Regions from separate parts of the Homo sapiens genome. Here region 2 is linked to region 1. Evidence: chromatin contacts called from ENCODE Hi-C data. All regions are on one chromosome and are shown on one strand. Each heading gives the region's core, a stretch centred on a gene start or an enhancer-like site at or near the end of the contact. The rest is flanking DNA. Distances are from core to core; before and after follow the strand shown. Region 1 holds the start of DYNC1I2 (dynein cytoplasmic 1 intermediate chain 2). Region 2 holds the start of CIRSR (corepressor of RBPJ and splicing regulator).

Evidence for each region. A loop is a pair of places that touch in the nucleus more often than their neighbours do. Pooled maps may share reads with other maps.
Region 2: a loop to region 1 is called in a pooled map, with 11 times the contacts of the local background. The contact joins the promoter of CIRSR here to the promoter of DYNC1I2 in region 1. A Hi-C loop is called at or near these places in 6 of 50 pooled maps.

What each region holds. Positions count from the first base shown.
Region 1 is chr2:171,684,542-171,690,289 of GRCh38, reverse strand. DYNC1I2 (dynein cytoplasmic 1 intermediate chain 2) reads right to left here and starts at 2,821. Exons shown (of 18, transcript NM_001378.3): 1 at 2,663-2,821; 2 at 27-143. The coding sequence starts at 134. RefSeq lists an enhancer at 2,651-2,820.
Region 2 is chr2:174,393,389-174,399,874 of GRCh38, reverse strand. It overlaps CIRSR (corepressor of RBPJ and splicing regulator), which reads left to right and starts at 4,163. Exons shown (of 10, transcript NM_004882.4): 1 at 4,163-4,324. The coding sequence starts at 4,253. SCRN3 (secernin 3) reads right to left here and starts at 4,145. Exons shown (of 8, transcript NM_024583.5): 1 at 4,058-4,145; 2 at 1,433-1,600. The coding sequence starts at 1,591. RefSeq lists enhancers at 3,217-3,717, 4,215-4,264.

The DNA.
Region 1 (5,748 bases), core at 1,572-4,071:
TATTTAAGCAAAAAAATCAAACATACTTCTTTTTTTTTCCTTTCTTCTTCTTTTCTCTTCTTTTCCTCTCTGATTTGGGCCAGTCGCTGCTTCTTACGTTCCAACTCAGCCTTTAATTCACTTTTGTCTGACATGTTTGTGACCTTAGAAACATATAATCATTATGTTAGTAAAAGCAGCACAGTTGAAAAAACTAGTGTTCCAAGAAGAGAACTGTCCCGAAAGGCCATATAGTTCAATGCTATCTCAAAAAAGCACAAAAACCTTACTTTTAAAATAATGGGGCTGGGCAGTAGCTTACTTTGGGAGGCTAAAGTGGGAGAACTGCTTCAGGCCATGAGTTTGAGACCAGCCTGGGCAACAAAGCAAGACCCCATCTCTACAAAAAAAAAAAAAAAAAAAAAAAAGGCAAGAAAAATAAAAAATTAGGCGGCATGGTGGCATGTGCCTGTAGTCCCAACTACTTGGAAGGATTGCTGGAGCCCAGGAAGTCAAGGCTGCAGTGAGCCGTGATCATGCCACTGCACTCCAGCTTGGGCAACAGAGCGTCTCTAAAAAATAAACTTTTAAAAGATAAAATAAAGGAAGCATATATATTATTACTAAGACTTAAAAAATGTATAAACAAATATATATAATAAATATTACCTAGAGCTGAGCATAGTAGCTAGCCCATAGTAAGCACTTTAATGTTCGCATACACAAACTGAACACAATGTCTCAAAGTTTTTGATGACAATATATTAGGTACCCAAGATAAAGGTCAAAACTGGCTCTTAAAACAGAGGACATGGTTTGGCATTTAGAAGCTCTTAAGCTATATGACACAGATCAAAACTATTACCAATTCTATTGCATTCATAGAAACTTGATAAAAAACAATAGGTCAAACTGAACTTTCCTGTAAGTTCTAAAAGTGCTGTAGTAATACTAAAGCAAAACGCAGGAGTTACCATCATTAGCTATCAAATCATATGACTGTATTTCTCCACAATAACACCTTACGTATACCTCTGATGGCACTTTTAGTACAATTATTTGTGGACATACCTGAAATGTTCCCTATTAGATTGTAATGTACTTGAAATCAGGGACTGTTTTTTAGTTATTTTTGTTGCCTTCACAACATCCAGCAGAATGACCTTAACATTACAATTGACACTGGCTAATGAATAATGGATACGGTAGACACAATTACAATCTGAGCTTCAAAAACCAATTGCATAAACACTACTTCAGCTTGAGTTTTAGGAAGAAATAATGAATTAGGATTTTTTTTTTTTAAGTAGCCTAGCAGCTGAGCATAAGGCAGGAGCCAGGAACTCCTTACCTTCTCCACATGATTGACTTATTGCCTAATGATCAATCTCTTTCAATGTCTCTGTACAAGTGAAGTATTAAATGCTTTAGATCAAGAAAACTAGGAGAATAACCTCTGGAAAACTGTATTTCCAGAGGTTAGGGGAAATCTCTTAAAAAGCACAATTGTTAAATCTGAACAAAGGTAAGTCAGTCAAGAGGAGAAATTCACCTACTAAGAAGTGGATAAAGGAAATTTCAGCTACTAAACTCCATTAAGACTGGCAAGCGAATTGATAATTTTCAAGCATACGAAAAGGATGAAAAGTTGACATAGCAGACCTGAAATATATACACAATATCTTCCAAGATTTGTTTGAACAAACTAAAAGCAAGAGACCGTGTTTCTTATTCCACTCTTTCTACACCTCTAAACAGCTCCATACAAACGGCTGGTGAAGAGAACTTCCATACGTAACTGTATGCTACGCTAGGCACATTATATTTTGTTCAACGTCAACTGTAAAACAGATATACCAACACTAATTGATATTAAAATAAGCGCATTTTTAAAGCCCAACAACAAAGTCTTGACCAGCTGAACTACAGCTGACCAATCCTCTCATCCTCACAGAAGCCAGAGCCTTCCTCCATGACCGACATGTTCACGTTCTTAAAACTCAAGAGAAGAGAGTCTCTAGAGTTTTGTGCTAGAACCTCCGTGTTCGGGGGCTTTCCATCACACATAAGGTGAGGGGAGACACTATCAAGGCAAGTAGAGATGGCCTTAATTTGTAAAATGGGGCAAGGCGAAAACGAATCACTTTCTCCCCTGGGGTCACGGCCAAGAGGGCGCGGTCCACGGCAGGGCGTCCGGAAGAAGCCAGTGGGCGCCGGACAAGCCTCAAGGCTCCCCAGGCCGCCTCTGGAGGGTCGAGAAGGGAAAGGAGTGGACTCCTCTCGCCGGGCCGCAATGAGTCACCGCACCCAGGTCTCCCCGCCTTTCCTCCCCAAAGCTGGGCCGGGCGGGGATGTCAGCAGGAACTGCCAAGCCGCCCTTCGAGTTGCGACGTGGAACACAGGCAGGGAGGCCTTGAGGGAAGAACAGTCAACCCACCTGTCAGGTGACTGGATGGGGAAGAGTCCTCCCGCCTGCAACTTCCCGGTAACGTCCCTCGCCTAAGCCCCCAACACCAACTGTAGCCACCACCAGCTCCGCGGCTTTCCAAAGCACACAAAGAGGGATGGGCGGCGGCTGCTACGGCGAGAGCTTAGGGACAAATAGCCTCACCAGAACGAGGTCGCTCCCAGAAATAAAAGGTGGGGCCCTGCTGCGAGGAATTGTAGCCCCTCCGTGACTTACCTGTCGTAAAGCAGAAGCCGGTAGATAAAACAAAGAACCCAGTCAACCCAGGGGCCTTAAGTATTTCCGCTTTGCCAAAAACTGGAAAACTACGCCTAATATTCTCAGGCCAGGAATCCAACTTCCGCCCTCGCCTTACAAACTGACACGATCGAGAAGAACTACAAACCCCGGCAACAAGGAAAACCTGCGTGCGACGAGCAGTGCGTTCTGGGAATTGTGGTCGCTGGGCGTCGCAAGGTGTGCTGGGACATGTAGTGTGTCCCCTCCTTTAGATTTCCCACTCCAAGGCCTTCTTCCGTCGAGAAGCTTCTGTATAAAGTATTCTCGTCTGTTGATCCGTGCCCACAGTGTAGTATGTGTTATAGTGTAAGATCTTTGACCCAATATTGGCGGAATTTTAAGGTCTATTTTCCAGTGGTGAACCTGTGAATCACGCTGCTGCACATTTGGTGAAGACGTGAAGTAGACTGTTTAGGATGTAAAACATTATATATATATATGTACATACATATGTAAGTTTTAGGGAAAGAATGTCTTATATAGGCTTCATGTGGCATCTTAGGCAAAATCTAAATAAAAATATGTCAACTGACATAGCAAATAATTCTTTAGTATTTTGTTGCAGTGTGGTAGCATTTTGGTTTTCTCTCAAACAATTTTAGGAAATAAAGCATTTTGTATTATTGGACTCTCAAACCAAGCTAGAATGTTTTCCACAGTTAGATTTTTAACATACAAAGAAAACAAAAGTTACTGGAACATGAATTTACCTGCAATGTATACATTGACACACCTTTTTAAAGTTTAAATAATTTAAAGCATTATTTGGCAGGAGTTAAAGCTAACACCAAGGTAATATCTTTTCTATGTTCTAGAAAACTGATTGTTCTAGAAGTTCTAGATATTGCCCAAGTCTAGAATGAACCTTTATGATTCAAATTCCAAGTCCTTGGGCTTGTGGTCTTTTTCTTATCTTTCTCTGCCTTATCTGTGGTCTTTTGTGTAGAAAAAAATATTCTAAAAATAAATTTGAGAAAGAAAATCCTTGGCTTTCCACAGCTTTTCCCAATAACCTAACATTCAAAGAGCTTTATAGCTATGTTATTTTTTTACTTCTTTCCTAATAGTTTTCATGTATTAATTTGAAAAAAAATTATTATTGATTGCCTACCATGTGCCAGCAATGGTGATGGGTGTTGTGGTAACAGCTAAAATGGACCAGGCGCAGTGGCTCACACCTGTAATCCCAGCACTTTGGGAGGCCGAGGCAGGCAGATCACCTGAGCTCAGGACTTAGAGACCAGCCTGGGCAACATGGTGAAACCCCGTCTCTACAAAAAATAGAAAAATTAGCAGGGTGTGTGGCATGCGCCTGTAGTCCTAGCTAGTCACGAGGCTGAGGCAGGAGGATGGCTTGCGCCCAGGAGGCGGAGGTTATAGTGAGCTGAGATTACACAATTGCATTCCAGCCTGGGAGACAGAGCAAGACCCTGCCTCAAAAAAAAAAAAAAGAAAAAGAAACAAAAAAAACAAAAAACATAAAAATGCACAAAAATGCACATCCTTCTTCTCAAGGGAGAAAGGACACTCGCTCAACTAAGAATGGATGGTTCCTGACTGATGGTTTAACTTATGATTTTTTTCTCATTACAATGGGCTTATTAGAGTAAAATGCATTTTCAACATATATTTTTGACTTAAAATGGGTTTATCAGGACATAACTCAAGGAGCATCTGTATAATGATGGAATTATATAAGGAAGTCATAGAAACACCTGGAAAAACTTTTCAGGAAACTTTTGGAAGGAGGTGATTCTAGAGCTAAGTCTTTGATTCTCAAAGGTTGAGTAGAAGAAGTTAGCCAAGCAGAGAAGATGCAGAAAGGTGCCTTGGGAAGAGAAAAGAATATGGACAAAGGACAGAGGTGTGAGAGCATAGAATGCTGGTGAATTTGGAAATAATTCACAATGGCCGTAGGCTAAGACAGGAACTGGGGAATGAAGCCATAAGCAGGGGCAAAGTCGCACATCCCAGTTTAGATTTAGTCCTACAGATGATGTGAATCCACTGGTAGATTTTAAGAGGGTGCAAGGTATGAGAAGGTTTGCATTTTAGATGACTGGCCTTTCAAAGTAGTCCGGAGAAAGACTAATGTGCTGGTTATTTTCTTTGCCCCCCAGATTCATTTCCTGCCCTTCTTTGCTAAGCTCTATGCCTCTGAGGGTTGACCTCAGTTTCTTTAAGGACTGCTTTGTGGTTGGACATAAAGAAGGCCAAGGCAAGGATATCAGAAGGTGGGTAGAAAGGGAAATTGGGGCATCTCTTCCTTGCTCCTTCCTTCTTTGAGTGTCAGATGTCCAGCAATAGCTTCATTCCTTCATGACTACAGTACCTGCCAGATGGCTCTTTCACCATGGCTCTAGTTTTCCCCGGGCTGTCTGGTGATTTTATGTTCTCCTTTTATCTCTTGAACACCTCCTCTGTAGCTAGTCTCTGAGTGCCTCATCATCTCGTTTGTTCCCTTAATACCCGCTCACCCCTCTGTAACTTGTCCTTTCATTAAAGTATTTTCATGTGAACTATCTTGTGAATTCTGTTTCTTGTTGAGACCCTTGTTGATACAGCTTGCCTAGAGGGATGAGAGGTGGAGAAAGAGGTAAGGTAGAGACTGGAAGCAGGGAATGCAACTGGAAGAATTTGGGTAGAGCCAGCAATTATAAATGCATGAACTGATGCATCATCAGTGAGAATTAAGAAAAGTAGATGGATTGGAGAAATGTTAACATTATGTGAGACTTCTACAGCAATAAAGCAGACTAGATACCTCTTCCCACTGAAAACCACTCAATATACTGGCTGGATAATGTAGCTTTTGAGTGGGTACAGTGGCTCATGCCTATAATCCCAGCACTTTGGGAGGCCAAGGTGGGAGGATCACTTGAGCCCAGGAGTTCGAGACCAGCCTGGGCAAGATGGCAAAACCCCATTTCTGTAAAAAATTTTAAAATTAGCTAAATATGATGGTACTCACCTGTAGGCCCAGCGACTTGGGAGGCTAAGGGCGGGAGGTTTGCTTGAATCCA
Region 2 (6,486 bases), core at 2,914-5,413, 2.7 Mb before region 1:
AAAAGTTATCAAAATCCAGAATTTAAAAAAATCAGTCAGAAGACAAAACTGTTATGAAAGAGGTAAAGGAAATATAAGTAAATTGAAATTTTCAATAATAAAGGCATTACCCTTAAAACATATTCAGAATAACCCTAAAATATTTATTCATTCAAATATTTGCTGAGCATTTCCTATTATAAAACATTCTGCCAAGAGATATGTTAGTTACAAAGATGAATCAGATAAAGATCTCACTTTTGAGAAACTAAAACTTCTACATTAAGATAAAATAAAGTATAAAGTATTAGGGTCATGAAGTGAAGACAAGGTGCTATTGGAGCTCAGGAGAAAGATGGTCTCTAGCTGTAATATCTTGAAACATTTTTGTAGATGTGTGAGTTGAAGCTTAAGGAAGTAGTTCTCAACCTCAATATCCAGTGTTTCTTGATTAGTGATATAATTACTCACATGGTAGCCTTCGAATACAAGAGTTTTGTCATAGGAATCTCACATCACATTTTGAAGTCAACCATTAGGTATGCCCACAGCAATGAAAAGAATGAGAACCACTGGTTTACAGGACAGGCTATATTTAAATATGAAGAAATAAAGTGGAAGTGGTATCACAGATGAATAAGTGGTCTTAGCAAAAGAAAAAAATATGGCATAGGATACAGAAAAAAGTCTAATATTTAATATGTTTTAATATTAGAATATCAATAAAATAAAATCTAAAAAGTATGAATTAGCAACAATAGCATAATTTGAAGCTCTCATTTTAAGTTCCACATTAAATGGGTTTTTAAAATAAGTTTTTAAAGGATCCTTTAATTAATGTGTATACTACCAAGTGACTGCATAAAATGTATATTGATAGTGTTAACATAGGGCCTAATAAACCTTTTTTGATGTGTCATAAAACTGTCATTCCTAAAGTCTGGGATGACTTTCCTATTCTACATCAAGTAGAACCTAAGCCAATTCAGAATCAGAATCCTTTTTGTCCATCAAATTCCAGCTAACTCCAAGCTGAATTAAATGTTCATTCTCTTCCGCTGCCACAGCATGCTACTGTTACTTAAATTTAGCATTTAAACCATCCTATTTTATAATGGGGTATAATGCATACACATCTTATTGCTATACTAGACTCTAAGCTCCTGGAACAGAGTCTTGACAGCTGACTTTAAATCTCTTGCCCTATCTAACATGCTTGCATATGGAAAGCATTCAAATATTTATTCAAACAATGGATAATTTTATTATTGTTATTTCAACGTCCTCCGAATCACTGAAATAAAAGATCACAGTTTATTTCTGACTCATTTATTTTTCAAATGTAAACTCCTCAATTTTAACTTCTACAGTTTCTTCCAAATTGCTATGTATAGAAATAACTTTATGATATTTTTAAAAGGCATATTGCTAACAAAACATTTATTTCACCTACCTTAAGACGTTCTCCCAGGTTATCATGAACTACAGCAGGAAAATAAACCACCTCTTGTACTTCATCATAGAGTCTATCTGAATTTTTTCCAAAAATAATCCTGTTATCGACTGTTGCTGGAGGTAATGCCACGAAAGTGTCACAGGAAAAAGGTTCCATTTTTTTTAACTAAAAATTATACAGATGTTTTAAAATAAAAAGAACACTTTTAAGTATATAAAAATAAAGAGTTTTACTCAATGACCAAAGGATATTATTGCCATATCTAATTAAGGATGTTCATTAAAGCTTTGATTTTTTTATTTTTATTTTTTGGAGACAAGGTCTAGCTCTTTCACCCAGGCTGGAGTGCAGTTGTATGATCAGGGCTTACTGCAGCCTGGAACTCCTGGGCTCAGGAGATCCTCCCCCTTCTGCCTCCCAAAGCCCTGGGATTACAGGCATGAGTGACCGTGCTTGGCTGTTCATTAAAGTTTTAAATTTTGTATACTACAGCCTAAAAATCAGTAAGAATATGACTTGGGACTCAATCTGGTACTACAACTCAGTAAGAAAATGGCAATGAGAACTACCTTCTTCTACTGTATAGTTCACATTTATTCTCTAAGACCTTTCTCTCCTAAAGTCTTCCCTGAATTTCGTTTCACCATTTCCATATTTGGGAATCCGTGTACCTAGCTCTATTGTTGTAAAGGCTAGATTCCATTACATTCGTGTATATATAAATCCCTTTACTGGACAATGAGATCCTTGAGGGCTGGGAGTATGTCTTACTAATCTTTATATTCTCTTTGCTGGAACTTGTCTTATGGAAAAAAATCTTACGTGCCCAGTACTTCCTCAAAGGAAGGAAGAAGGGGTCTTATTTGAGCTGGGAAATAATACACATTATAATTCTGATGAGACTGAAATTTTGAAACAGACTCATTGATTCAGACAAAAATATGTCAATATAATTCCAAATTGCTGATATTTCTAGGAGAAAGTTCACATATTTAATTTATAAATCGCAATTATATACTTTAATATCTAGATTACCTCTTCAGTTGTAACTTGGAAAATCTTAGATCTTCACTTATAATAGAACACCTAAAGGTCCTTATTTTGCTGCCAGAACAGACACATTGTTTTACAGAGTTTCCTTCTTTCCTTTAATAATGGCAAAACCTTAAAATGGCTTTACACAGGCAGATGCTAGCAACTTAAAAACAAAATTTAAATATAATAAATGTTTCCTTAAAAAGAAAAGAAAATGACTAAATAAAAACTTCAGACTGAAACTCTTAAGGGTTTTCCTCTTCTCCTCAGTGACGAGAAGTCTGATGTCTTGATGGCTTCTGTTATTTTCTTTCTGTATTTCAACTCTTATGTCCTGGATCTCCTTCTATTTGTGTTTTATAGTTAGTTCTATCACTATATAACTTTGGCAGACTATTTAATCTCTCTCTTACCTATGCCTTCTGCCTCATCAGAAAAATAAGACACTATTTGATGGGCTGTTATGAGAACTTAATAAGGCAACACGTAAAGTGTTTTGCACAGTGCATAGAACATAGTAGATACTCACATGAAAGCTGTTATTGTTATTATTTGGTAGGAGAGAAAATTTCTCATAAAGGCTTATTCGTTTTTTGTTTTTTTTTTTTGATGGAGTTTAACTCTTGTTGCCCGGGCTGGAGTGCAATGGAGCAGTCTTGGCTCACTGCAACCTCCGCCTCCCGCGTTCAAGTGATTCTCCTGCCTCAACCTCCCGAGTAGCTGGGATTACAGGCGCGTGCCACCACACCCGGCTAATTTTTCGTGTTTTTAGTAGAGACGGGGTTTCACCATGTTGGCCAGGCTGGTCTTGAACTCCTGACCTCAGGTGATCCACCCACCTTGGCCTCCCAAAGTGCTGGGATTACAGGCGTGAGCTACCGCGCCCGGCCAAGGTTTATTCTTAACATTACCCTGATAGAGAACTTGGTTGGTGGATCACCTGCTGCAGTAGCAGCCACGTCCACTCAAAAACCTGGAGTCCCAAGGGCCATCAAGCTGCAATAGTAACCTGAGCTGCCTAACTGGGGTCGTAGGGAAAGCTAAGGAAACTTGCCCCCTGGTTAGAATTGCACCTAGCCCACTGAGGAGGTGAAGCCTTGAGAGATTTTACCAACTCCTAACGCGTATTCGTCATTCAATAAGTATTTATTGAACGTCTTTCGGCGCCAGTACCGTACAGCTGGGTACAAAATAGACAGGGCCTCCGTTCTTGCAGAGCTGTCTGTCATTCTATTTCACGCGCTCTTAGTTCAGCCGGCGCTTTCAGAAACATCATATTGTTGGATTCTCGCAAGCATACTACGGTTAGGGCCGGAATTATTATCTTCATAACATAGATGAGAAAAACAGTGCAGAAAAGCTTTTGCAGCTCGAGTCAGAGTCCACAGAAAGTAATGGGCTCGAGCTTCAAGCACCTTTGGTCGAAGGGCCGCCGCGGTCCACCCCGCACCCCGGCCCTGGGCGCTCAAACCGCAGCCGGTGCAGCTGGGCTCCGGAGCCCCTCGGTCAAGCAGTGCCGCGCCACAGTTGGGTCTTCCGGGTTTCTGTCTCAACTATGCACGCCCCTCCCCCGTGCGCGCCCCTCACCTGGCCTCCCAGCTACCCGAAGTGACAGGTGGACGGAGGGAGGAGTGGCCAGTGGAGGCATCAGTTGCCGGAAGCTGTCACCTTTGATCTCGGAAGTTCCCCCTTGCTGCTGGAAACGCAGTTCCGGTTAGGCGGCTGAGTTTGTTTACGTTGCTAACAGATCTAGCCCCTGCTTTCCCTAGTTCCAGTTCCAAGATGGGGAAATCCTTCGCCAACTTCATGTGCAAGAAAGACTTTCATCCTGCCTCCAAATCCAATATCAAAAAAGTGAGTAAACAGACCCGGGGAGGGATTAGGCCCACAGGGACCGCCTTCCCAGAGGCTGCTGGAAGTGAAAGTGATGGTGTCTCTGAGATCCCTAGGACAGCCTCCGCTTCTCTAGGCCTAAAGCCCTGGTGGTCTCGCCTTTCTCTGCTGAGCAGCTCGCTGACGCAGCGGGTCCTCAGCGTTTATTCTGCAACAGCGAGGAGACCGGTGGCCTAGAGAATCTTTGTCGGCCAGAATGCAAATCCATAATATGCGAAGACTAATGTCAAAATTCCTCAGTACTTCCTTCAGCTGATTCTGGTTTTTTGTCTTTTCGGATCCCAGGGATCACGGCTTCTGAACTCTACTTTTCTGTACAAAGAAGCCTCCCCGTTTACTTAAGATAGATCTTTAAAAAAATTACCTAATAATCTAGTGTCTTTTTGATGACTAAACTCGTTGAAGTTTAGTGTTTTACATAATTACAGGTCTACCAGTTGTAATACTTTGGTGAATATCATAGTAATGAAAAGCAAAAGAGTGAAGTAGAAAGAATCAGCTTTGGAGTCAAACCTGGATTCTAGTTATTCGAGCAGTCACTTTTAGCCTTAAGACCTTGCACAAAATATTTGTAATATCTGACCCTCAGTCTTCTAATCTGTAAATTAAGGATGATTGACTTAATTGTGAGGATTAAGTGAAATAGTGAAGATAAAGGATTTGAAACAACGTAGGCATCTATCACTGTGTCCACTACAGAGAGGAGGTGCTCAATAAAATGTTGATTGCCCCTACATAGAAACTTGTGAAAATAACTAAGCTTTTATTTGTTTTTAGAACGAGTTGAGGTGATGAGATACTGCTATATACTCTCACTTCTAGACCAGTGATTCTCAACTTTTTTTTCACTGTTACCTTCCTAAGGAGTCTTATTAAACATTTTTTCTTAATAACTCCCCCATGAAATTTTAATAACACAGATACACCTTGAAAGCTCTTTGGTAATCATCCAGCCCCATCTCCTCATTTTATAAATGAGGAAACAAATTTGCCAAGAGTTACACAGCTAGTTAAATGTTGTACCAGAACTAGGATCTGGAACACCTGATTAACCCAGTGATTTTTTTTCCACTGCACCAGTTTGTGTTTGTGTGGTTGCAACTGTGGGAGGGAGAGGTTTCTTGTATTTGGTTGGCTCAATAACTTTTGACACCAAACACAGACATTTCCTTTCTCTGCATACTTAGGGGGTCAGCTGTTACTATTTTTACAAGAATGAAGAGATTAGATGGAATTCAGGTGCTTGCTTATTTGCTGTTTATATTTAGAGACAAATATACCTGAGAAATCATAATTTTTTACTGGAACTTTTGACATTTCGCTTTATAAATTTCAATGTATCAGCTTTCTTACAAGAAAAAAGAAATCCACAGAGAATAACTTTTGCAAGTCCGCTATGAGAAATTCAGTAAAGCAGTTATAGGCTTAGAACCTACATTCTTCTCATCTGTGTAAAGTGTTATGTAAAATGTACCAAATATTGTTGGCCTCTTTGATCTGTTTTATACTTTTCCCAGGATAGAGGAGAAGAATGAAATGTTTTTGATTAGCAGACCTTTCTAGATAGTTAACACTTTATGGGGAGAGGGGGTGACCTCTAGCATTCTTTATTAACTAAGGATAAAGGAACTATATTAAATGAAGATAAATAGAAAAATTTATTAGGGTAGGAGGAAACTTTTGGAGGTGATGGATATGTTTATAGTGTAGATTGTGATGATGGTTTCACAGGGATATACTTGTCACCAAACTCAGGTTGTATACATTAAATATGTACAGCTTTTTATATGTCATACTCCAGTAAAGTTTTTTTTTTTTTTTAATAGAAGTGGAAGAAACAAAGGAGTTTGATCAAAGAGTGCAAAAGAGTTCCACCATGAAAATTTTAAGGGCCAGGTATGGTGGCTCATACCTATAATTCCAGCACTTTGAGAGGCCAGGAATTCAAGACCAGCATAGGCAACAAAGTGAGACCCCATCTATATTTAAAAAGAAAGAAAGAAAATTCTAATTGTAAAATTAGGCATGTTGGGTTTATTAAAGTCCAGTAGGTTCTTTTTTTCCTTGTTTGTTTTCAGTTTCCCAAGCTTATAAAAAGTCCAGTAGGTTTTAAGGTCTCATTT